Linked DNA regions of Mus musculus: all the other regions are linked to region 2. Evidence: chromatin loops called from intact Hi-C (ENCODE). Cell type or tissue: left cerebral cortex. All regions are shown on one strand.

What was found. Peaks named below come from ENCODE experiments on the same cell type or tissue, not always from the same donor. Only the 100,000 strongest peaks of a DNase experiment are listed, where the experiment ranks them.
Region 1: a loop joins it to region 2, with 3 times the contacts of the local background. A loop is called at or near these places in 3 of 42 quality-filtered maps.
Region 3: it touches region 2 in a loop (2.6-fold over the local background); 3 of 42 quality-filtered maps call a loop at or near these places.

What each region holds. Positions count from the first base shown.
Region 1 is chr2:20,281,302-20,289,301 of GRCm38, reverse strand. It overlaps a transcript of Etl4 not described here. Among named protein-coding and RNA genes, the nearest start is that of Etl4, 4.6 kb to the left of the region's middle. In left cerebral cortex, a CTCF peak has its summit at 4,239; DNase peaks (open chromatin) are centred at 4,697 and 7,205.
Region 2 is chr2:20,402,572-20,410,571 of GRCm38, reverse strand. The region is part of intron 2 of Etl4 (enhancer trap locus 4); the gene reads right to left. Among named protein-coding and RNA genes, the nearest start is that of Gm17171, 73 kb to the right of the region's middle. In left cerebral cortex, no CTCF peak of the experiment used is centred here; DNase peaks (open chromatin) are centred at 3,264, 6,700, 7,002 and 7,361.
Region 3 is chr2:20,293,679-20,301,678 of GRCm38, reverse strand. All of the region lies in intron 1 of Etl4 (enhancer trap locus 4), which reads right to left. Gm17171 (a long non-coding RNA gene) reads left to right here. Exons shown (of 5, transcript XR_003953996.1): 4 at 39-92; 5 at 575-3,205. Among named protein-coding and RNA genes, the nearest start is that of Etl4, 7.8 kb to the right of the region's middle. In left cerebral cortex, no CTCF peak of the experiment used is centred here; no DNase peak of the experiment used is centred here; H3K27ac peaks cover 402 bases.

The DNA.
Region 1 (8,000 bases), 120 kb after region 2:
AATATCTAGGGTCATTGGGAAGCCCCTGAAAACTAAAGCTGACATTCCATTCTTCCTCTACCATCAGTGACCTCCATGTGACTAGGAGCTAGGGTGATTTTGCTGATGGCAGTGAACCTGGTACACACAGAATAGACCAACTGTTGAGATGAGCAGTGCTTTCTCCATGGGTACTTGTTGCTATAAATCCCTCTTGGGGTCCAGAAAAACACATTTCAAGTGGAAAGAAATAGTGGACGACCATAAGAAAGACCTCCTTGACCAAAATTGGAAAACACTTTTGGGGCTTGACTCAAACTTCCAGAATATGGGCTAGCTCATGGAACTCAAGTTAGTTATTGTACTGAGTTCAATTAACTATTATTTAAAACATTAAATTTGTATTTAATTATTTATTAAAAGCATGGCTTTGGAGTCAAAATGGTCGTCTATATACTATGTATAGTCTAGGAGAGATGAATGTCCCAGGTGTCAGGAAGCCTGAGGTGTGTGACTCTGAGACATTGAACCCAGAGATTTAGTTAGCTTCATTATCAATAAAATATAGCACAGAGCAATGAACAAACCATCAGCTTTGTCAGTCTGTGCTCAAGCTTCTACTGCTGTTTCTACAACCACTTCATTTTGAGGTTGTATGCATACTCTTTTCTGCCTGTTTGTTTCTTAATATCTAACTTTTCATTTTAATGTATTTTAATTCTTTCTCTGAGAATTTACTATGTGTGGACAATGTATTTTGATCAAATCAACTTCCACTTCCTTTTTGTTTGTTTGTTTTTGTATATTCTCCCCTAATTTGAGTCTCTCTTTTGCTTATATGAGCTAGTTTTCCATTAGTGTGAGAAAATACCTGAGATGATCAATCTATGAAGTGGAAAGGTTTATATTGGCTCATGGTTTCAGTTTATGGCTTCTTGTTTTGGGCTTGGGGTGGCATTATGGGGCATAATGAGAAGAGTATGGCAAAGGAAGCCCCATGTTAACCCTTGTTAACTTTATGCAGCCAGGAAATAAGAGGAAGCGGGGAGGAACTGAGGTTCCAAATTACCTTTAAGCGAATTCCTCCCCTAAATATTTAACTTCCCAATACCTCCCAATAGTGCTGGGGACCAACCTTTAACATATGGGCTTTTGGAGGACACTCCAGATCCAAAGTACAATAGACTCTCTAGAGTCAGAAAACTATGCTCTTGGTTCATCATGAAGCCAGGATATGAACCCAAGTTGATCAGGTTTCAGATTATAGTGTCTTTCGACTTACATGTTTGTGTAACTATGTCAATAAGTGATGGTTAATAAAATATTTACAATATAGCGATTTGCTTCAAATTAGTACTGGAACAATACCAAACTATTGCTTGGTTATCTTTGCAGTAAAATTCTTGAGGGTCAAATCTGGTGATTCCTAACTAACTGGGGATAGGTAATTGAAAATTACGTGTCAAGGGCTAAAGAAATGGATCAATGTACAGAGCACTTTCTATGTAATCATGAGGACCGGAGTTCAGATCCCCAGAACCTACATAAAGTAGGTCATATCTGCAATCCTAATACTCCCATAGTGAGATGGGAAACAGAGACAAGAGAATCTCTGGAAGTTTATGGGGCAGCTAATCTGTCATATGCAGCAGTGAACATATGTGACTCTAACTCAAATAAGGAAGAGGACAAAAATGAACATCTAATGTTGTCTCTTGACCTCCACATGTGCATTGTGGCACACAAGCACTACACTCAAACACATGGACATTTATACATAAGTGAAACACACACAGGAGAAAGAGAGAGGGAGAGATAGAGATAGATAGATAGATAGATAGATAGATAGATAGATAGATAGAAACAGAGACACAGAGAGATATGAGAGTGAGACTTAAAAATAAAATACACACCAACATAAGGCAGTAACTATGATTTGTCAGGCATTGCTTCCTGCCCACATCCTTGCTGTAACCCTACTGGCTAAGCAATGTTAGTGTTATTTTGCAGCTGAGTCTGCTGAACTCATGTGGATGAAACACATTGTTCAAAGATACATTGTTAAGAGTCAAAGCCTGGTCTCAAACCCAAATCTACACCCTCCTGGCATAGTGTCTCAGCAGCTTCTGTGTATTAGTGTTGGTAAGAGTTAGATGTTGTGTGCATGACACAAATAATCCTGAGCTATTCCTACCTTTCTTTTTCCTTAAGTTTTGTCATTGGCTGTGACTACCCTAAACTCCCATGACTCCACACAAGGCCCTAGCCTGCATTGATTCCACAGGTCACAACTCCACCTGCTTCCCCACAGGATCTGTCCACTTCCCTTCTGTTCCAAAGATTGGTATAAGTGTCTTTTACCCTCAATGTTATGTTCTTCTTCACCCCACTTGCATAAGCCACTGCATGAGAGGAAGAAGAACAACATGAAATGTAAGATGGGAGACAGCAGATAAGCTGTGTGTCCCCAGCAGGCACTCTGTGTGTATACAGCAGGTACTCTGTGTATATACAGCAGCCACATTGTGTGTACAAAACAGGCACTGTGAAAAAGCACAGGGAAATGCATGCCTTAATTATTTGCTTGTTACTGGGATTTATTATGAAGTAATTAATAATTATAACCCATTGTTTAATTACCTTTATGATATAATTCTGTAAATCAATTCTGGAGAATTCAGACTCACTGGGGCACAGAATTGAGAAGCACAATAATTTCCCAATACAGTTTTATTAAATTTTATCTAAACAGGGGTAACTTTGGTTATGTTACTAAATATGGTCAAGTAGAAGCCCACAAAAGGTTGTGTTTGAATGTGTGACTAAGAACATGTGCCATGCATATTCAGTTGTTTAAAGAACTTAGGTAAAGCACTTGGTTTAAACAAACAAAAAACAAAACCAAATCAACCAACCAATAACAACAACAAAACCCCCAAAGCGACAACAACCCCCCCCCTTTTCTTTAAATAAAACTAAAGAGCCTGAAATGGTTTGAATATTGTCACCCAGTTTATGGGATTGAGAGAGAAAGTTGATACATATTAACAAGTCAACAGAACTCTAAATTATTGTTAACAAACCAGACAATCTCGAAATAAAAGAACTATGCAACTACCGAGTATAAATTAATGAATTTTTAAATTGCAAATTACTGTATTAGCCAAATTACTGAAATAGCCTGTGATTCAAAACAACAAGCCAGCCATTAGAATGTTATCCCATGACAACATAATCTTTATGGGAAAAGCAGTTGTAAAATTCACCTTTAAAAATGATACCATTGGCCGGGCAGTGGTGGCACACACCTTTAATCCCAGCACTTTGGAGGCATATACAGGCAGATTTCTCAGTTTGAGGCCAGCCTGGTCTACAGAGTGAGTTACAGGACAGCCAAGGCTACACAGAGAAACCCTGTCTCGAAAAACCAAAAAAAAAAAAATTGTGTATTAGTTATATGTTTAATGGGTTTCATAATATATTCATTCAAGCATATCACATCCTTTGGCTCTCCATTGCCATCTTTCCCCCTTTCCTTCCACTGTTCCCCCTCTTCTAAAATACTCTCATTTTTGTTTTCTTGTTATACACTTATCCAGTGGTCTCCAGTTTTATCCACTGTCTTGAAAATGACATAATTCATTCATGTATATGGTTGAATAAAACTATAATGAATATAGGCAACATTCTCTATATCCTATGCATGGGCCCATTGATGGACATCTAAGCTAATCTATTTTTATAACAATCTTTCCCAAGTTATGTAACCTTGTTCCTCAAATTAGATAGAAATAAAAGAACAAAACACGCAAGTTTTCCCAAATACGAAGTAGTGAATAATGTTTAGAGTAAAAGAAATACTACTTAAGGTTTAAGTATGGCTCTCATTCCAGTTTGGAGGATCAGGAGTTTAAGAGCATCCCCAGCTATATAAAAAATTTGAGGCCAGCCTTTTGCTCATGAGACACTACTTGAGAAAAGCAAACCAACCAACCAAACACCACCACCCATCCAAGTTATTGAAAGAACATAAAAAGGAGAGAATTTAAAAACATAGTTCCTCCTAAATACATCACTTTAGACTTTTGCTAGTCATTACTGGTTTGATGAAGGCAAAGATGGTGGTCAGAGCTAGCAGACAGTTCCCCATCTCTAGAGCATCAGGGTGGTCCACGAGGGAGGGCTGGCACAACAAGAATACTCCAGCCTAGGAGAGGGGCAAGCTGTCTTTGTTGGTTCAGCAATGTGCCCCAGTGGCTGGCCAGAGGTGGTGCAATCTAGAAAGGCATGTGACCTAGAGCTGGTCTGAGCTGAGCTCCAGGGACAGAAGAGATTAAGAATGTGTGTGTGTGTGTGTGTGTGTGTGTGTGTGTGTGTGTGTGTGTGTGTGTGTGTGTTTGTGTGTGTGTAACTTTGAGTGAATATGAGATTGACTGAAAGCTATAGGGAGGAGCATCAAGGAGAACCATAGAGTTAAAAGCCCCCTTCATTTATATTTTTTGGCTTGCTTAGCAGACTCTTCATCTTAAATGTCAGTGTCTTAAAAAAAAAATATCTCTACACAGCTTTGAGCGACTCAGAGCAGCAGGTTTTCTCCTGCTAGACCACAGCCAATTCATCCTTGCTAAAGAGCAATGGAATGTAGTGACTAAGAATGTCTTTCTGAGACAACCAGGCCTGAATTTAGACATCATCTGTCTCAACTAACTTTGGCTGTCAACTTGACACAGCACAGCACAGAGTCATCAAAGGGAGTCTCAGGAGATTTCCCAGATCAGATTGGCCTATGGCCACGCCTGTAATAGATTGCTTTGAATGATGATTGGTGTGGGAGATCCCAGCCCACTGTAGGCAGCAACATCCCTAGATAGAGGGCTATAGGCTAGCCTGTGAGAAAGCCAGAAAGCAGGCAGGGAAGCAGTTATCCTTCATGGCTCTTGCTCTGCCATCCCTCAGTGATGGACTCCTACCTGGAAGTGTAGTCTGAACCAAGTCCTTTCCTCCTTTAAATGGCTGTGGGTCAAAGTGTTTTATCATAGCAACAGGATGAACTTAGAGCATCATCCCATCATGGGTCCACTCGTGTTTCTTACATCCTGGAGCGTTTCTCCACCACACACCCAGCAATCACTCTGTTCTTCAGGATCCTGGTATTTAGGTTACCACTTTATCCATGGCAGGTCTGAGCAAGCCAGATGACCACTCACAGATTCAGTTCTCTCATCTACAAAGTGGAGCTGATAATGATGGCCATAACAACATTCCTTTGCCATTTAGTTGTCTTGCTCACTGAAGACGTATTTGTGACCCATGCGGTAAATGACTTATCATACGGTAATAAGTCTAAATGTCCAGTTCACATCACTTATAGCATATGCCTATGAAAGCACGTGCTTTCCACTTATAGTCTCCACTAGAATATGAGCTCTTCTGGTGAGAAAATATGTTGTAGTTATTTTTTTTAATACAAAAAGTAAAACTTATTATATAGTTAAATCATCCATTCAACAAAAATCCATTGAATTACTTTTCTCTCACCAACATTATTATGCTAAGCATGCTAAACAAACAAAGGAAGGGGTTGGAGAAGAAATTTTAAGTATTTTAAGTAATGCCATTTGTTAAGTAAAGATGACTGATAATGATTCCATTCTCTCAACTGACCTATATTATTTAAATTATAAATAAGGTAAAATTTTAATTCAAATATTTTGACCTTGACAGCAAAATCACTAACATATTATAGTCTTCTGGTGTTTGAGAGTTAACTGAGCTCCCAATATACTACATAGCATAGAGCTGGTTCCATATTGATTAGTTATTGTTGGCAACTTGATACAACCTAGAGTCACCTGGGAAGAAGGAATCTCACTTGAAGAATTGTCCAGATGAGACTGGTCTGTGACCACCTCTGTGAGCAGAGCGAGCAAGCCAGCATCCTCTCTGGGTTCTGCCAGCATTCCTCTCTGGGTTCTGCTTTTGCCATCCTTCAAAGATTGGTTGTGACCAGGAAGTATAAGTCAAATAAATCCCTTTCTCTTCAAGTTGCTTTTGGTCAGAATATCTCATCACAGCAATAGAAAGCAAACTAGAACAGTCACCAACCTGCATGTTGCATTCCTCGACACTTGACATTACATGTTAAACAGTACACTGTGATGGTGAGTGCTAATTGTCAGCCTGACAGAATCCAGAGGCAGGAAACAGGCCTTGGATTACTCCTGTAGGGGATTATGTTGATTATGTTAATTAAGGTTGGGGGAGACCCACCCATGGTGGACAGCACTTTTCCTTGACTAGGATTTTTAATTGTAGAAATAGAGAAAGAAAACTGAGCAACAAGATGCTTTTCCTGCTCTTTCCTTCTGGCCCTAGACAGAATGGGAACAGCTGCTTTCATCTACTTCAACTTGCCCAGTGCAATGCAGTATAATCTGAATTGTGAGCGAAATAAATCAACCCCTTCTCCCTTAAGTTGCTTTTGTCAGATAATTTAATCATAGCAACAGGAAAAATGACTACGACACGTACTTTCCCTGAACTGAGTTTTAAAACTGCAAAACACTAGAGAGTATTAGAAGATATTAAGCATCCTTACAGCAATGCTGTGAGCTCTGTAGTAATCTTAATAAGTTAACAAAGAGCATATGAATTTTCATTACTGTAATATTTTAATATTTTCCCCTCTATAATGAATATGGGGGTTGATCCACCATTCAAAATTACTTTCCATTAGTGGAGAATTCTCTTCATTGTAGAGACCTGCTCCAGCATCTCACAATTGAAGGAAGCTAAATGGGGGTCAACTCTGTGCCCCCCGAACCCTACATGGCTGCCTCTTTGGTGGGCAATGTCCAGGTGCCTAACTTGGCTCTACTCCAAGTACTGAGGGAATGGTGCAAAGACAGTGGGGCTGAGTGGTGGCTATAGTTGAGAGTATCTTGTAGTGATGGGCAGCAGAGAAACATGCTCTGCCCATACTCTACCCGTTTCTTCATTTCCACAGCCAATCTAGTTCTGTTGCTACCCTCAGGTACAGGCAGTCTGTGAGCCCACAGTCTCCTAGGCCAAACCACAGTATGTTACTCGAAATTAGGAACACTACCTGGGGCAAACACACAGCCGTCAATCTGTTCTCTGAGTCTTCCCATAGAAATCAAGTAGCAGACTACAGTTGTCAGTCACTAGAAAGGGCACAGCTGCTTCCACCCCCTTCCCTTCTGCATTTTCCCCTTAAGATGTGGTACAGTGCATCTTTCTCAATTGCTCAGCATTTGTGGGTAGGAAGAATGAATGGTTATTTTAGTGAAGGTGTTAGTCTCAAAAATAGGAAGCTAAAACTATCCCAAGGAAAGAAGTTCAGTTTGGAATCTTTAAAAAAGAAATGTATCTAAATGTGCTAGTGGACTGTAACTTTATCAGTGCCTCCCAATCTGCTTGGAAACATTTGCACTATTTAAACAAAAAATCATAGCAAGATACTAACTCTGGAACTTACATTTGGTTTCCAGTTACTAAAAAAAAAAAATCATTAGCCTCTCTTCCTTAGAATCATGCTTCTGTCTTTGCTCACATAATAAAAATATTCTCAATGCATGCAAAGCTCTCTTTGCAGCGCTTGGTTTGTCCACACAGAAAAGATGAGAATGATAAGACCTTTTGAATGTGTCAGACTCCGCTAACTCATTCTCCTTTGTCATTTATTTTTTATTTACTCATTTATTCATTTATTTACAGTTATTGGTGAATGGATTTTATTGAGAAATCATTGTACAATTCAAGAAAATGCATGAATTACTTAAGAAAATTCTTAAAGAATATGAAATGATTTGTTGATATCCACTACCACTTATTACATGAAGTCAACTCAAGAAGCTCTAAAATAGAAATGTGTCAAAATTCTTACCTAGTGATAGCAACTAATCTACTCTTAAAATTAATTTCATCTTTTAGATGCTAAGTGAAATTTTCACTTGTTATACTATTTTCTCTACTTTATCTAATAACTATGTATTTATCAA
Region 2 (8,000 bases):
CAGGTACTGAGATGTAAATCCGTTTACTACACCGGCTTCAGGATCGTCCTGTATAAAGTAAGGGCGGGAGAGACGAAACCCTAAAGCAAACTGGTTTTAAATATTGATGGATCTAAAGTGGAAAAAGGATGGTATTTCTGAAGTTATCTCTTCTGTCTCCTTGGAGGTCATCTGCCACGTTTGTATTTCACTCTATGGTAATAAATTTGTCCTCAGATGTAATGATTGGCTATCTGAAAAGCAATGGCAAGTCAATACATCATCTTTGAATTGGCAAAGGGAAATCAAAGTGGCAAACCCAGATCAGGAGCAATGCAAAAACTCAGAAGGCTGTCACCTCTGTCACCGAATGCCCAATGAGTTCCAGCCTCAAGTCTGCAAATTTACTCCTTCGTTCACACACTAGCTGATTCTATTTTTTCACGAATTCTTTCTCATCATTTATTTGTCATGTATCAATGATATTTATATAAGTGGTGTTATAGTAAAACTCCCTTAGTATATTTTATGACAGAAAAACATGAAAATCCGAATCCCTCTTCATGAATTTGAAAGACTTCATTCCCATCCTCTAAACGTCTTGTTTGCTCATAATGAAAACCTGGCCCAACACAAACAACTAAACACATTTGTTCACTAATGTGCTGTATTCTTCCAAGAATTATGGTGCTGTTAGCCAAAAAGGGCTAATTATCCACAGAAACCTGCAGAAAATGAAGCACAGAAACACATGGCATGGGGTGAAGCCATACTTTCCATAAATACCCACGTAGGTCTGAGATGACTGAAACCCACTTCCAACACATGAGGCGAACACCTCACTGCTGAAGTCTTCATTTCCCCACCCCCACCCCTTCCCTGTCTGATACCTGCTCTTAGCTATATTTTATGACAGACTATAAAGGATAGTATGCGACCTTCGTGTTTAGACCGAAAGACAGAAATCATGGTGCCAAATGCAGAAAGAATGCAGGATGGTAGTCAGTGGGAATGTTCTAAGATAGTTCTTTCCTCATCTGTTGAAATAGGTAAAGGAGGCTGCCTCCATTATCTCCATAATGACTGAGTGACAGAAGAAAAATGCCACAACCACTATTAAATATCAGTTTTGTACATGAAAATCGATGGCAGTCAATAATTGCTTAATGATGTCATCATTTCCTCATCTCCTGCCTGTCTAATGCTAGCCAACTGTGGTACAATGAAGCTACAACCCCACCCAACCTTCCGCCAATACTGTTACAGTAGATATGCACCTGACATCCATAAAGAACATTGCTGGCCATCACTATGCCTCATAAAATCCAGCACAAACCCTTAACCATAGGTAATTCTTCTGAAAGTAGCAACTGCATGGCAAAGGGCACAATCACTCTGTTTCATTTCTCATGGCTCGCACACAACTGTTCCCTCCTCTCAGTGTGGGTTTGTGGCCATCCATGATTATACCATTGACAGTAATGCTCACAAAAGTGAACCAAAGATTCCTGTTGGTCACAGCAGGCCTTTGACTTAGGATCATATTGAGCAGCTATGCACCACTGAGGGAGAGATTTAAAGGGTAGTTGTAGAAATGGAACAGTGCACTCTACTGAGTAGAAATAGCAGATGGTCCAGCAAATAATGATCTCTAGTTAAAGGGCGTCAATAGTAACCAGGCTGGTTTTGTGAGCATTTGGCTCTGAGGAAAGAGGAAGAATAGGAAATTATTCTTGTGGGAGTGGGGGCAGAGGATACCCAAATGCTAGCAGAGGATGGAAAGAAGAATAATACGGAAGTATGCTTCCACCATCATGCCTTTTCTGCTTTAAAATGCTTCCTTCTAAACCTGGTTTGTGTACCAATGGGCTGTCCATGAATGCTTGGTGGTAGAATGAAAGACATGAGAAGTAGAAAAAAAAAAAGACAGCCCACCCTCTGCCCAGCTGTCCCCCAGCCAGTACAAGCAGCCATCTTCTTCCCTGAGTGACACTGGGGTGGGGGTGGATGATAGAAGACAGGAGTCTGGGAGGAAACAGGATGCCTCAGACACTTCTAGATCCCACCGTGATCTACACACCACTTAGCCACATCCAGCTAGATGACAGTCACAGCTCTAGCCTTGGAGTCTTAAACTTCCTCCCTAATGCTACCTCTTCAACTTATACTGTAACCACAGAAAGGTGAGAACGGCTGAAATCTTTTAAGGTCTCAGCTCCCTGCTGCTGGTTACAGGCTAGAGTGATTTCCTCCAGCATCTGCCAAGTGATTGCACAGCATTTTGAGGAGGGGTTCACAAATGTCCAGGCTTCACTCTCCAGATTTACCTCTTCTTCAGCAAATCCGCCTAAGTCTTCCAGAAATGTCAACCATTGGATCTGCTTGATAGGTCAACAACATAGTCTTCAGGAGTTCCCCTGCTTTCTAACTTAAAATATGGTTTATACTACTAGAGAAATGAGCCAAGAGATATTCGCTTGCAACGTTAATGAAATTAAATAATTCCTGACATGAAAACATAAGCATGCCTCTACACATTACCTATAAAATGGTACCAACTGCAGAAAATTCTGCATCCGATCTTGTAATTAATTTATAGGCTGGCAAATAGTTTTACTTATATTTAGAGTTGAACCGATAGCGTCACTGAAATTACAGCATGCAAAAGATGCTTCCTATTAAAGGCTTAAAGGAAGAAACAGAGAAAAACAAAGTACTTACTTGCAGTGGTAATTTTAAAGTAATCTTGAATTTCAAATTAGGTTCTTTTATTTATAAAGAAAGGCTAAGCTAGCTTTAATCCTTTGAACTTCGAGGAATATACTAGAAATCCACAGGACAGATATTTCAGAAATCTTCCTTTTGTATCTACTTCTCCAAACATCCAAACTATTAGGAAGCAGAAGCAGCTAAAAGAGAGAGAGAGAGAGAGGGGGAGAGAGAGAGAGAGAGGGAGAGAGAGAGAGAGAGAGAGAGAGAGAGAGAGAGAGAGAGAGGAGAAGGTTCTTAAAATGGGGTGGAGAGAAATAGAAAAATGAAAAGGCCCAAATCAGAATGTAAACCACAAAGGAGGAATAAGCCCTGTCTCAAACTCAGATTGTAAAGTGTAACTGTCCCAGTTGTCTGCATTTGAAGTGTCCTCTTGTTATCCTGGTGACATTTCTCTCCCTCAACCACAATGTCTTCCAGCAACACAAGGATGTTCGGAGAGAAATGAGCTCATCCTCAGAAGTTGCTCTACTAAAGGCAAACAGATGGAGGATTTCCTGCCGAGGACTCCCCACCGAGACACACATTCAGGGAGTGTGGAGCAGACTTGTGAAGCTCTTTCTAAACTCAGGAGTGAGCCCACATGTGCTGTGTCATGAAAGAAAATGAGTCTTGTCATCTGACTCCCCCACCCCAACACTGATGACTGTGAGCAGGGAGCAGGTCAACACTCTCTGAGGACCCTGCTTGTCATTATTCCGGTTTCAATTTCATCTCCGTACTAGGACCAGATGAACCTATATAAAGGCCTTTTTGCTGGTAGACTACTCCCTTCCTCTCCTCTTCCCCTCCTTCTCAGAGTTCTTTCTTGATACAACGTCCAGGTACACACATGTTGAAATCATTCTAAATGTCACCCAGGTTTTATTTCTCCCTATGAAAGTATACTCTAAACGCAGCTCATTTTAAAATACTTTCTGAAGACAATGTTGGTCTAGATTATTGTCTAATGAGAAGCAAGAATGGAACGCCTTCTCTTAGTTATAGAGTCCTGCCTACGAAGTGGTGCTTGTTAGATTGAGAAACAACCCCAAAAGTTACCTTTCAAACCATTATTTTTGCTTTTTTCCTTCCCCACTACCAAGTATGAGGGTACTAGTTCCCTCACAGGATGTCTTCCCTTCATAATATAACAATCCTCCTAAAATACCATCAACCATGTATTAATTTCAGTTACCCTAACCTAACCCTGACATCCGCACCCACCTTCCATTCTGCAAACTGTGTTAACTGGGCCTCCAGAAATAAGCATCATGGGCTGCCAAGATGGCTGAGTGAGTAGCAGGGCTTGCCTTGCAAGCTTTATGATCTGAACTCAGATCGCAGAAATCATGAAAAATGCAGATATGGTGGCATGTATTCATAAGCCTTACATTCCTACAGTGATATGGCATGGAGAGACTGAATCCCAGGAAAGTTCTTGGGCAAGCCTGCTGGAGTATGCAATGCAGTGGCAAACATGGTGACTCTCAAACAACACCAGGCTATCCTTTGACCTCCAGTGAGCACATTTAAGCACACACAAATAAACAATTTTGAAAAAGCATTTAAAAACAGATATCAGTATCAAATGACCTTTCTTTTCTGGTCAGTGTTTTAGTGGAGTAATTTTTTATTGTGGCATCTAGTTTTCTGAAGTCAAGCTGAATGATAGAGTAATGAACGAGGCAGATGGGTGGGATGAAGGGTGCATGCTGTGTGTAGAAACCTGTCTCCATCATGAGTTCTATGGAAACCTTTATATCCTGAGTAAAGATTGTCTGGAAAGGCAGAGAAGACGGCTCAGCAAGTAATGTGTGGTGCCTACTTGAGATCTCCCTGCTCTCAAAGCAGAAAGAGAATTCAATAAACCAAAGTAACTAGTCATACCAGCTGAAGCAGTGACCTCCAAATGCAGAGAGAGAGAGAGGGAGAGAGAGAGAAAGAGAGAGAGATCTGTCTCAATGTATAAGGAATGTATAATGACTGATAGGAAGATGTTAGACATTAACCTCAGGCCTATTCCCAACAAACAGGCAGACACATGTATCTACACACATGTGAACATCCACACACACACACACACACACACACACACACACACACACACACCCTGACACATGCAAAAGCAATTGCTTAGAAGAATGTGCTATACCATACTTTCACAAACGATGATTCTAGACTTCATGAGGCTCACTGCCTACATTTATAAAGTTTTATTAGAAGACATATATGCCTATTGCTTTTGTATTATGTTTAGCTGATTTTTAAAAAGTATTTATTTATTTTATAAGTGTTGTGTCTTGACACACACACACACCAGAAGAGGGTGATTCCCATTACAGATGGTCGTGAGTCACCATGTGGTTAATGGGAATTAAATGCAGGACCTCTAGAAGAACAGTCAGTGCTCTTAACCACTGAGGCATCTCTCCAGCCCCTTGTTAGCTTCATTTTATGCTACAATAGTATAGTTGTCTTGTTACAACAGAGACAACATGACCCACAAAGCCCCAATATTTTCTCCAAGATTTCTCCTTTATATGTCAGAGAGGCATTAGAAAACTACTGAATTATTTGACTTTTTTTTTTTTTTTTTTTTGAGCTATTTTGTCAGAAGTGTGGTTTAGTTCCTGTTGAAGGGCAGCGGTGAGTCTGGAATCGTTTTCTGCTATTCTCAGGTTAAATGTGACAAGAAGTCTTTTGGGGGGCTTGCATTGGGGAAACCCAAGCTCTCAGGAAACAGTACCTATCAGAACATGGGGTGATATGGGCTATCAAAGGAAGAATCCAGATACCCAGAAGGGGAGCCAGTATAACAGGGCTGAGCTCTTGAGAACCACCATAGAGGAGTCAATGGAGGACCAGCACGGCTCAGTACAAATCAGGATATGAACATGGAAGGGACCTCAGAGTTGGCGATAAAGACCTGTAATTAAAGTAAGGACACTGGGTACCTGCTTTCTGTAATCATGGAAAGATTACAAAATTACCCTAACTCACCACTGAATTCTCCCCATTTTAAAGCTTGGGGTCTTGCCTGTGGGCAACCCTGAGGAATATGGGTGACCTGCACCCTGGCCTGGAAATCAGGCTGAATGACAAACCAGAAGTCTAGCTGTTTTGTTAGTACATGGCCCCTTAATGCCTACAGAGCTCAGAGAGGAAGCAGGGAGCCATCCTGGTACAACTGGGGCTGCTAGAAAGGCAGGGTTACAGCTGTCTGTGAATGATGATCTGGCTCTGAGAACACACAGTCTGAAGAGAGGAAGAATCCAGCCCCAGAACAACTGGAAAGCAAGCACGAGGTCATCTGTTCTGCTGCATAGTGTCTGCTTGGCCTTTTCACCCCAAGGACAGCCTGCATTTTCCCAAAAGAGCTGATTTGCTTGATCTGCTTGCTTTGAATTCTATGCTTAAATTTCCCCAAACTGCACAGCTATCTAAACAATGCTTAGTTTTCAAGTGTAATTCCCAATGATGAGCCCTGACTTGATTTGCAGGAGCCCATGAGCGTAGCTTCTTCACTCCACATAGTAGGCCAGTTCGTCAGTATTTCTTGAGTTGCTACTAATGAGCCAGGCACTGTTCTGAATCTGGTGTAAAAGACTTAATTAGATAGGCGAAACCTCCAAACTCTTGGTCAGTAAAGACCAATATAGACATGCATTTTGATTGCGAGAAGTCCCTGGAAGAAATAAGCCAAGTGCTACGAGGCATTGGAACATGATCACTCCTGAAGCATTTCAGATCGACACTGGAAGCTGAGACAGAGCTGGATATTCAGTGAGCTCCGAGGGCTTGGTTCAAGGGCAAAGGAAGGAAGCGATGGGGTGCATTCTCTAAAGCAGGGGATCCTCTGGTGTGGCTTCATGGGCAAGTAGGAGATGGTAAGTGATGGGTAGACTTGATAATATGTGCTGTTCTCTAGAAAGAGACAGGTTTGGGCATCTTCCAAGAGCAGGGCACGAGTCTAAGCTAAGGAACATGTGCCCAGTGTGCTTCTCTAAAGGGACCTCTCTAGCTCTGTTGCTGAGAATGCAAGCCTGAGAGGGTACGAGGTCAAACAGAGGGATGGGTGTTGGAGGTGCTGACGTGGGTCTCCAGGGGACAGAATGTTTGAGGCAGATGGGAGGTTTTGCAGAGAAGGGACCTGTGCCAACTCCATCAGTGACAGGGACCGCCACACTGCTGCCTTTGAAATGCTTTAGTTTCACCCATGTGAGGTAGATTCTGAGGATGCAGCCTCATCTTCCTTGCGTCCTGCACATGCCTAATGCAGAGAGGGCCCACATGATTCTATGGCTGTATGTTAGGAACGGTGATCACGTGCCTGGAGCTACAGCGGGGCGACTCTTTGCATGAGGAGGGAGAAGGTGGTTTTGCAAAAGCCTCTTTGCTTCTGGAATTTGAACATTTCCATATGTTCAGCTCATTTCCTAAAAGGACAGCTATAATTTTAGTACTTTGGAAGCTGAGACAGGAGGATTGCTATGAGTTCAATGTAAGTCTGAGCTATATAGGGGGAAACTTTTCTTTTCTTTTTTTAAAGTATCTTAGTCAGTGTTCTATTGCTGTGGAGAGACACCATAACCGTGGCAGATCTCATAAAAGAAAGCTTTTAACTGGGGCTTGCTACAGTTCTGGATGTTTAGTTCAGTATTGTGTGGGATGTGTGTGGGCTCAGACATGAGCATCCGAGAGTTCTAAACCAGATTCACAAGTGTCAGACCGAGAGCGACATTGGGTTTGGCTTGACCTTCTGAAACCACAGAGCCCACCTCAGTGTGTCGCTTCCTCTGAGTAGGCCACACCTCCTCATCCCTGACCAAGTAAGGGCAGCTCCAGTTTGTTTCTCTTCAGCTGTTCTCGGTTACTCACACTAGTGTCGCACAGATGTGACATTTTATTTTTCTAGTGCTTGATTTTATTTTACAGGAAAATACCCTTAATTAGCTCAAGTCAAATATCTTTTTGAAAAACCTCCGAACATAAAAATCTGTTCCATGAACACACCCCTCTGTTTCTTTTCTACCACAGACATTTCCTTAATATTCTCAGTGAAGGACATGTGTCTGCACAGAAGAGAAAAGTCAGGCAAAGTCATTGAAACCAGCACGCCCACTCATCCCTGACAGGCCATTTTATGTTTCACAAATCAAAAAGTGATTTAAGCTATTTTCGTTCCTTTTTTTGCTAGTTCAATAAGATCTGGTTCCTTAAATCTGAAGGACCAGTTATTTTTCTCCAAAACATGAATACCTAAAGCAACA
Region 3 (8,000 bases), 110 kb after region 2:
TCTTTTCTCTCATGGCTCATTGTTGCCCCCAAATATAGGCCCCACCAGGCCAGGGAAGAAGGACAGGCAGCTGGTGACTCCTCCAGAGCTGGGTAAGTTGGGGCATTATGTCCTGGGCACCCATGCCCTCAGAAAAGCAGGGCTGGTCCAGTAGAACAAGTGGGTAAAGATAAGGGATGACCTGTGCTGTGTATCTCTATCTGGCATTTGTCTACTTTCTAAGCATCTCCCTGACTGTCCATACTTTGCTTGGTTCCACTTTAAGTATCATCTGACTTTGTTCCTTCCCTGCAGGTTATTTGGGGGCTTGTTCTGAGCATCTCCCTGTTGGTTTGGCTCAGAAAGCAGGCTGCACCTGCAAAAGAGAATTTCAATGTCTAAATATTAATCCCTTTCCAAATGTGGTGCACACCTGCAATCCCAGTAGTAATAAGGCAAAGGCAGGAGGATTGTGGGTTTGGAGTTGCCGTGGGATATGTAGAAAGTTGCAGGCCAGCCTAGATCACTTACTGAGATCTTGTCTCAAAACGATAAAACACAAAATTAAACTAAATATCACCCCCCATCTTTCTAGCTACTTGTATTCCTGTATGTCCACGATGGCCCAGGCCCAAGAGTTTTCCAAACTGAAGAGATTCCTTGGATTAACATCCCTCAAGTAATCTTTCTGCATCTTAAATTCGAGTCTTCATCAGCCAAGTGTCTTCCAATATTTTCTCTTAGTATGTAACTCACCTTTTCCCTCCCTTGACAGAGCCTTTCCTCGGTGAGAAATGGACTCTGATGGGTAGTTTCTTACTCTTTCTTTTTTACTTTTAGTAAAAGGTATATTTTATAGATTTAAATTCCTTAAGATTAAAAATTAAATGATTAAAATATTCTATTTTGTGTTGTCTTCTGGTAGTTTTGTTGTTTGGGGGTTTTACATGTAGTTCTAAGATCCATTTGAGTTAATTTTTGTGGAATGGATAAGGTCTCTTGTCTAAGATTAGTTTTGTGTGTGCATGCACATGCACGTGTGTGTGTGTGTGTGTGTGTGTGTGTGTGTATCTGGATGTTGAAAAAGATAGCCTTTCTCTCACTGAGTCACCTGTGTTTCTTTGGCAAAAATGCATTGATGCCATCTGTAGAGTTTTACCCTACCTGTCCTGTTCTGCTGATCAGCCAGTCTTCTAACGATCCATCCTGTCTTCTTTACTGTAGCTTCATGGAAGTGTTAAAGTTGTCCAAATTGAGTACTGTCATTTCTCTGGTTTTTCTTTTTTCTGTCTACATCTTATTGATCACTGAGATCTTCTAACTTTTATGTAAACTTTCTAATCAATGTGTCAATAATCTCTAGATTCTGGTTGTGAATGCATTAAATCTGTAGATAAACTTGGGAAAAACTGTTATCTTGTCAATACCAAGTCTCTAATACATGAACATGGTGTTGCTTTTTGCTTGTTCACATAATTTTTTAAAGTTATCAGTTTCTCCATATATACATTTAGATTTAAAACTAAAGTATTGGTGTTTTGGTGCTAATGTGAAGTTGTATTCTTAATGATAGAATTCAATTATTATTGCTGGTATACCTGTAAAAATTGACTTCTCTGTATTGACCTTGTGCTTCTTTATAATTTCATAACAATATTTGGTATGTATTTTGTAGGGGGATTTATTAATTCTCTAATTGGTTCTAGATTATATCAGTAAAGGAGGCAAAAACCTATTGCCGGGCAAAGAAAAAAAGATGGGACTTCCAGTCCCAGGAAAAAAAGAAGGGGATGAGAGGGAGGAGGCAGAGCAGGTGGCTGAGCAGAGGAAGCAGCAGACATGTAGGTCGCAGGGCACCTATAGTTTGTAGCCTCCACCATGGACAGGCCCAGGAGGATGGGCAGGCTATTCTTCGCCCAGACATTGAACTATCTGGCTACTTTTAAAATATTAAGGCTCTCTGGTGTTTTCCATCCATGGTGACTAAGATGGGCAGGACAAAGGGCACAGCAGGGGCTGTCATTGGCTGCTTGGTGGAACTAGCTGTAAGAGGTTGAGGGAGCTCTGGTTGAGCTCTTAAGAAAGAGCAAGCATGTTTTTAAAATTACACACAACACATTCATTGTCCTTTGGATGTATCTGCATAGATAGTTGATTCTTTTGATGTTGTTTCTCTCTCTCTATTAAGAGACCTTCATAATTGGTGCATCTACTTTATATACTCATTTAATTCATTATACATTTTCATTGTCTTTTGGGGAATGTAATTTCAATAGCAAAATTGACATTCTAAAAATCCTGCCCTATTTGTAAGCCAGGTGGTAATAATGGATCATTTACTGTTTTTGTCTTGCATTTTTTTGTAGCGTTTTATTGAAAACTGATATTTTACATAATATGTCGCTATTATAAACTCACTCCTTGTAAGAAAACTTGTTGGAATTAGTCTTCAGAAACTGTTTTTTTCCCTGTGCTATAACTAAAATCTGTGTTCAATTTTTGTATCTTCAGTTATGCTTTCAATCTGTCTTCCTAAGCGATCACCCTCATGATTGCTTGATTCAGTGGTTGACCAATGGCTGGGTACAGCTACACTCAAAGACCTCAAGCCATGGAATATCCATTTCCGTGTGCCTATTGTGAGCATGGCACAACTCTTGCATTCATGCTCAGTTTTGAGTTTCCTCCCTCAGGTTTTGTGGTACAGATGCACAGCTCTCTCTGAGTCTTTCCCTTTCCCTCTGAGCTTTCTCTACTGCACTTCTTGCTTGCCCAGTGCTTATGTAACCAGGACCATGCCTCAAGCTGCAGAAAGGCATTCTTCACGACGACTTCTGTTTGCTTTTATAGTCAAGACCCTTAGCGTGGCTTTTCCCTTCCATTCCACATCAAGTTGGCTGCTCCCGACAGTTAAACAGCACGTGGACACAGTCAGCTCCACTCTTGTGGGAAAACAGTGACCACCATGCTGCTGTTCATTGTGGGGCAATGAGATTAATCCCAGGAGTGAAAGTCACAAACCCATGACCATACAGATGGCCCCATTAAATATGGTGGTTCACAAAATAAAACAAATAGATGTGAATTTGAGAACAAATTGTGTAGGGAAGAGGATTATCAGGGGTGAAAGAGATATGGAAAAGAATAGTAGACAAGAATGGTAGACAAGAATGGCCAATGTCCATCATATGCATGTGGTGAAACTGTCAATAGCAAAGTTAATTAATAATAGTAAAAATCGATAAGAACATCCTGGGAAGTTTAAACCTTTATCTTGAAGAATTAAGAAGGCATATTGGTTGTGTGTGTGTGTGTGTGTGTTGTTTTGTTTTTGTTTTTGCTTTTCCATGCAAACAGGCAGAAGACATTTTCTAGCATACTTTACAATGACAGAGCAACTTTAATGCTAGGTCCTGGTCTGAAGAATGGAGTGGAAGTTATGTTGCTATTTCTAGACTACAAACGTTCCTGACTGCCATGCAAGCTCTTTTTTTCCATAAAAACTGCATAGGTTGCATGATAGAAAAATATTATTTAAAGCACCTCCAAAAGAACCACCCCACCATGGTTCAACTTTTATATCAGTAATAAATTTATCTTTGTTTTTGTAAGTTACTGGCTCCTTCAGGTTGATTATTATAGCAGTTAGATGTAACTACTGACTAATGACAAAGAGGCCAAAGCACATTTGCTCTCTTATAAAAACAGTTTGGAGGATCTAGAAAATTCTACTCTTACCTTAAAATGTTTCCTTTTATATCACATTTCATATTTTACTCTTCTGCCTTTAACAGTTCAGAAGTTGGGGCTGGAGAGATGGCTCAGTGATTAAGTATACTGGCTGCCCTCCCAGAGGACCTACATTTGGTCCTTAGTGCCCATATGGGGGCTCACAATGTTTAAAATTCCAGAAAAGCTGATGCCCCTTTCTAGATTCCACTGGTACTGTATGCCAGTGATGTTCAGACATACTTGCAAAAAAAAAAAAAAAAAGAAAACCATCAAACAAACAAAACCAATCAACCAACCAAAACTAAAGCAACAAAAAAGAAAAAAGAATTTGCTAATTAAAAAAGAAAAAAAATAAATAAAGATACTTTGTTCAGGACAACTTTGATAACTGCTAGTATATGCTACTTCAGGATCACTATTCATTATAATAGAACTATGATTACAATAGCTGAGACTTATGAAGTCTATGAACATGTGTTTTATGTTTTGTATGTGCTTTGTTTTGTGGGGCTGGAGAGATGAATTAGTGCTTAGGAGACCTTGCCGCACTTCCAGAGATCTGAGTTCAGTTGGTACTCCCCACATCACAGGCATGTGGCACTTGATCTGAGTTGACTTGGTACTACCCACATCACAGGCATCTGGTACTTGATCTGAGTTCAGTTGGTACTACCCACATCACAGGTATCTGGTACTTGATCTGAGTTGACTTGGTACTATCCACATCACAGGCATCTGGTACTTGATCTGAGTTGACTTGGTACTACCCACATCATAGGCATCTGGCACTTGATCTGAGTTGACTTGGTACTCACCATATCACAGGCATCTGGCACTTGAGCTCCACGAGATGCCACTCTCTTGTCTGGACTTTACAGGCACACTCACCTGTGCACCACTGTCATGTATAAGAAAATATTTTGTTTACTTAAAAATCCCCCACACAAGATGGCATGGTTGTTACTTTTCAGCAGTGGCTCAATGTGTTTTTAACATTTTAGAAATCTCGACTTCACAAAACGAATTTCACTCCTAGGAAGAAGCTATAGAACATTTTTCATGTGTGAAGCGATAACTTGGCCATATTTCACAAACACTTATTTTTTTGTAAAGTTTTCAGAATCTTTCCTGAGATACTAAAAACATTTTCCCACCATCCTTGAGGCTTCTAAATTAGCTCATGAGTCAGATTCTGTATTGATCTAATATACCATTAAGTGACAAAATGGTACAATTTATCATGTCCATGTGGCATTATAGAAAATTCTCTCTACTGCTTGGGTGCTCTGTTTATACTTTCTAATTTCCTCACATTGAAGTCTAATGACAGAGGAGCTTCCCTTTCAGGTTATTGTTTCCAACAAGTAACTGCATAGAAACAAGTGATTATTTCTGAAGTTGTTGCCTTTTCCCTATAACTGTTTAAGGAATGATTTGTTTATTATAAGTTTCAAATTCTATTTTCTGCCTATAAGACAAATTACCTTATGCATGAATATGAGAAAACACAGCTTCTCTACACTGGGCAATAAAAAAAATTCTCTGTTCATGGTGTAGTCAATACTAGTGTAGCAGTATTAGTAAATACTAAATTAATTATTTTGTCTCTGTCTGTCTGTCTCTCACTGTGTATGTGTGTGTGTGTGTGTGTGTGTCTTACCAGAGTATCCATGAAGCAAAGAGACTTGACCTTATATGTGGAAGAAAAGCAAATGAACATATTTAGTTTGCATAAAAGGACACCACTGAACCCAGTGGACTATGTTGGTGTCTCCTTTGCTAACTCAAGAAAGTACAACACACAGCACTTGCATATATTAGGAAGCACCACACCTACTGTCTTTGTACCTGTTCATATTAACGTTAATATGAACACTCATTTCCCTCCACTTCAGGCTTCCTCTTTCCAGCTTCTTCCCATAGCCCCATCTTCCATTCCTTACAGCAGCCTGCCCAACCCTTGTGGCCAAGGATCCTTTCTCTTTCTATTTTCCCAACATCATACTTTCTCTGCCTTTGATGTTAGACACAATGTAATACAGACCCGGTCCACCTAACACCTCATTATTTAAAACCTGGTGCTCAGCATAGCAGGTTGTTTCTGAGCTGCATATTAGAGGATGGGCAAAAACTACATACAGCAATCCTTGGAGCAGACAGTACCAACCTGTTAGACAAACACAGTGCATTTTCATTAGTCACTGTTATGTTTTGTATTGGGAATAGGGAGATTGAATAGGTGACTCTTGAATGGGTGTCCTCAGAAGAAGTATAGCTCCTTAGCGTTGGATGATATTTTGGACTATTACTCAATACATAACTTTGTGTCTGATTCTCTTGAAAGATCTCTTATTTATGATGTATAATTGATTCATTAACTTTGACCTGATAGCTAAAAGCATTGTAATTTACTCCTCAAGAAAGCTCAACCAATCCACCCGCTTTCTCCACAGGACATGGAATGTTCCCTTTTACACAGGTATAGTTAGGTCCATGGACCAGTACTGTAACATTGAATCTGGGCTCCATTTTTTTTTTTTACACTATGAAGACATCAAAGATATAGAGAGTACAGGGGGGAAAAGGGGAGAAAAAAGCATGGGACTACCCTGACCGTGAAAGGAACACATGTTTATGGTGTGCTTTGTGCAACTCAAATTTATTTCTGCCCTGTACTTGCTTTTGAATGTCTGCAAAAGCACCATTATTATGAACTCTGAGACTGAAAATATAGTTAGTTGAGAAAGTGAATTTGCAAATGGAGAATCCAAGGGTAATAAACATCAATACTATTTATTATGGGGTAGGATGTGATTGATGATCAAAAAAGTTCTTTTTTTTTTTTTAAAGTATGTTCCAGCTTAATCCAGATGAAGCTGAACTTTTGTTAAAGCTGTATTTAAAACCTGGACTTTTCTTGTCTTTACAGGATGCTTCTAAATTACAGTTTATCATAAAAGGTGTTATAGCCCAGCTTCCCTCTGGAAGTCCTGACTTTGCTTTAATCATCTCCAGGGCTTGAACTAAACTCGGGTCTCAGGTATTGTTTAGGGGAAATCCCTCATTCAAAAGCACGAGGGAGAATTTTACCTAGTAAAGCAAGAGGAAGAGATCATTATCTTATCATCAAACAGTGTGGCTTTCTGAGACTGAGAAATCCGACCCCTGCTGTCTTCCTTTTATTCTGTCCCAGAGTTCTATGCAAAAAGACACTTGTTTCAAGGTTGCGTCTGGGCTGCTCCTGAAGCAGGATTGGAGCTGTAGATGTAGGACCCTTCTGGATGGTTTCAACTTGTAAGGTTTCACATGAAGCCAAAACCCAAGAGGATTATTGGGCTTGCTTTTTTTCTTCAGGCTGTATATAGTGACTCTTTTTATTTGTTTGTTTTGTTTATTTTTTGAGACCACGGATGTCCTGGAACTCTCTATGTATGGTAAATCTTCTGTCCTTTCTTTTTTAACTCTGTGCACAAATTAAATGCCATCATCAAGTCCTCCTGAGGGTGGAATGATACTGCAGGAAACATGTTACTGGGTGGGTGGGTAGGGAAGAGTGGGTTAGAAAAGCTTTTGTTTTGTAGCTGCGTCTGCCACAGCTAGTCCATCACATTGGTTTTACTTACAACATAAGATCAACAAAAACATCCAGACTGACAATCCAATGCAACAAGCAAATAGCAAGCACTGAAGAGCAGAACTGTATCTTCAAGAAGCCCAAAGCATCATGGATCGAGCTGTACACTTTTTGCACAACACCCAGGTGACTTGCATTTTTACCACAGTGTTACTGATTTCTTTTGCTTCAAGAGAGACCCACATCTTATTTGAATCTCATTTCCGCAACGATAACACGGAGACAACAGTACTTCCCAGCAATCTGTCCCTTTAGGAAAACCAGCTGATTCTTTCTTATGCTTTGTTGAAGACAAATTCCAGATGAAAATACCCTTGTAACATTCCACAGGTCTCATATATTGTATGAAGTTATGCATATAAGGGCATCCTTATAATTTCTGGCTTTGTTATTCTTCTCTACCTAATTCCATACCTTTGCCAAAGAGCTTAGCCTACTAGAGGTCATGTTTTCACAGCTGCAGACCAGTTTCTAATTGCACTGGAAATTATAGGCCCTCATAGGGTGAACAGACCCATTGCCTCTGGGCTTCACCTTTAAGAACTGGTTGTTTAATGCTTCATCATTCTGCTTCTGAATCCTACCTGTTGGTCAGTCGCCACTTCCCACGCTTCCTCTCCAACACTACCTGGGGTTGCCATCCCACAGGGTGTGA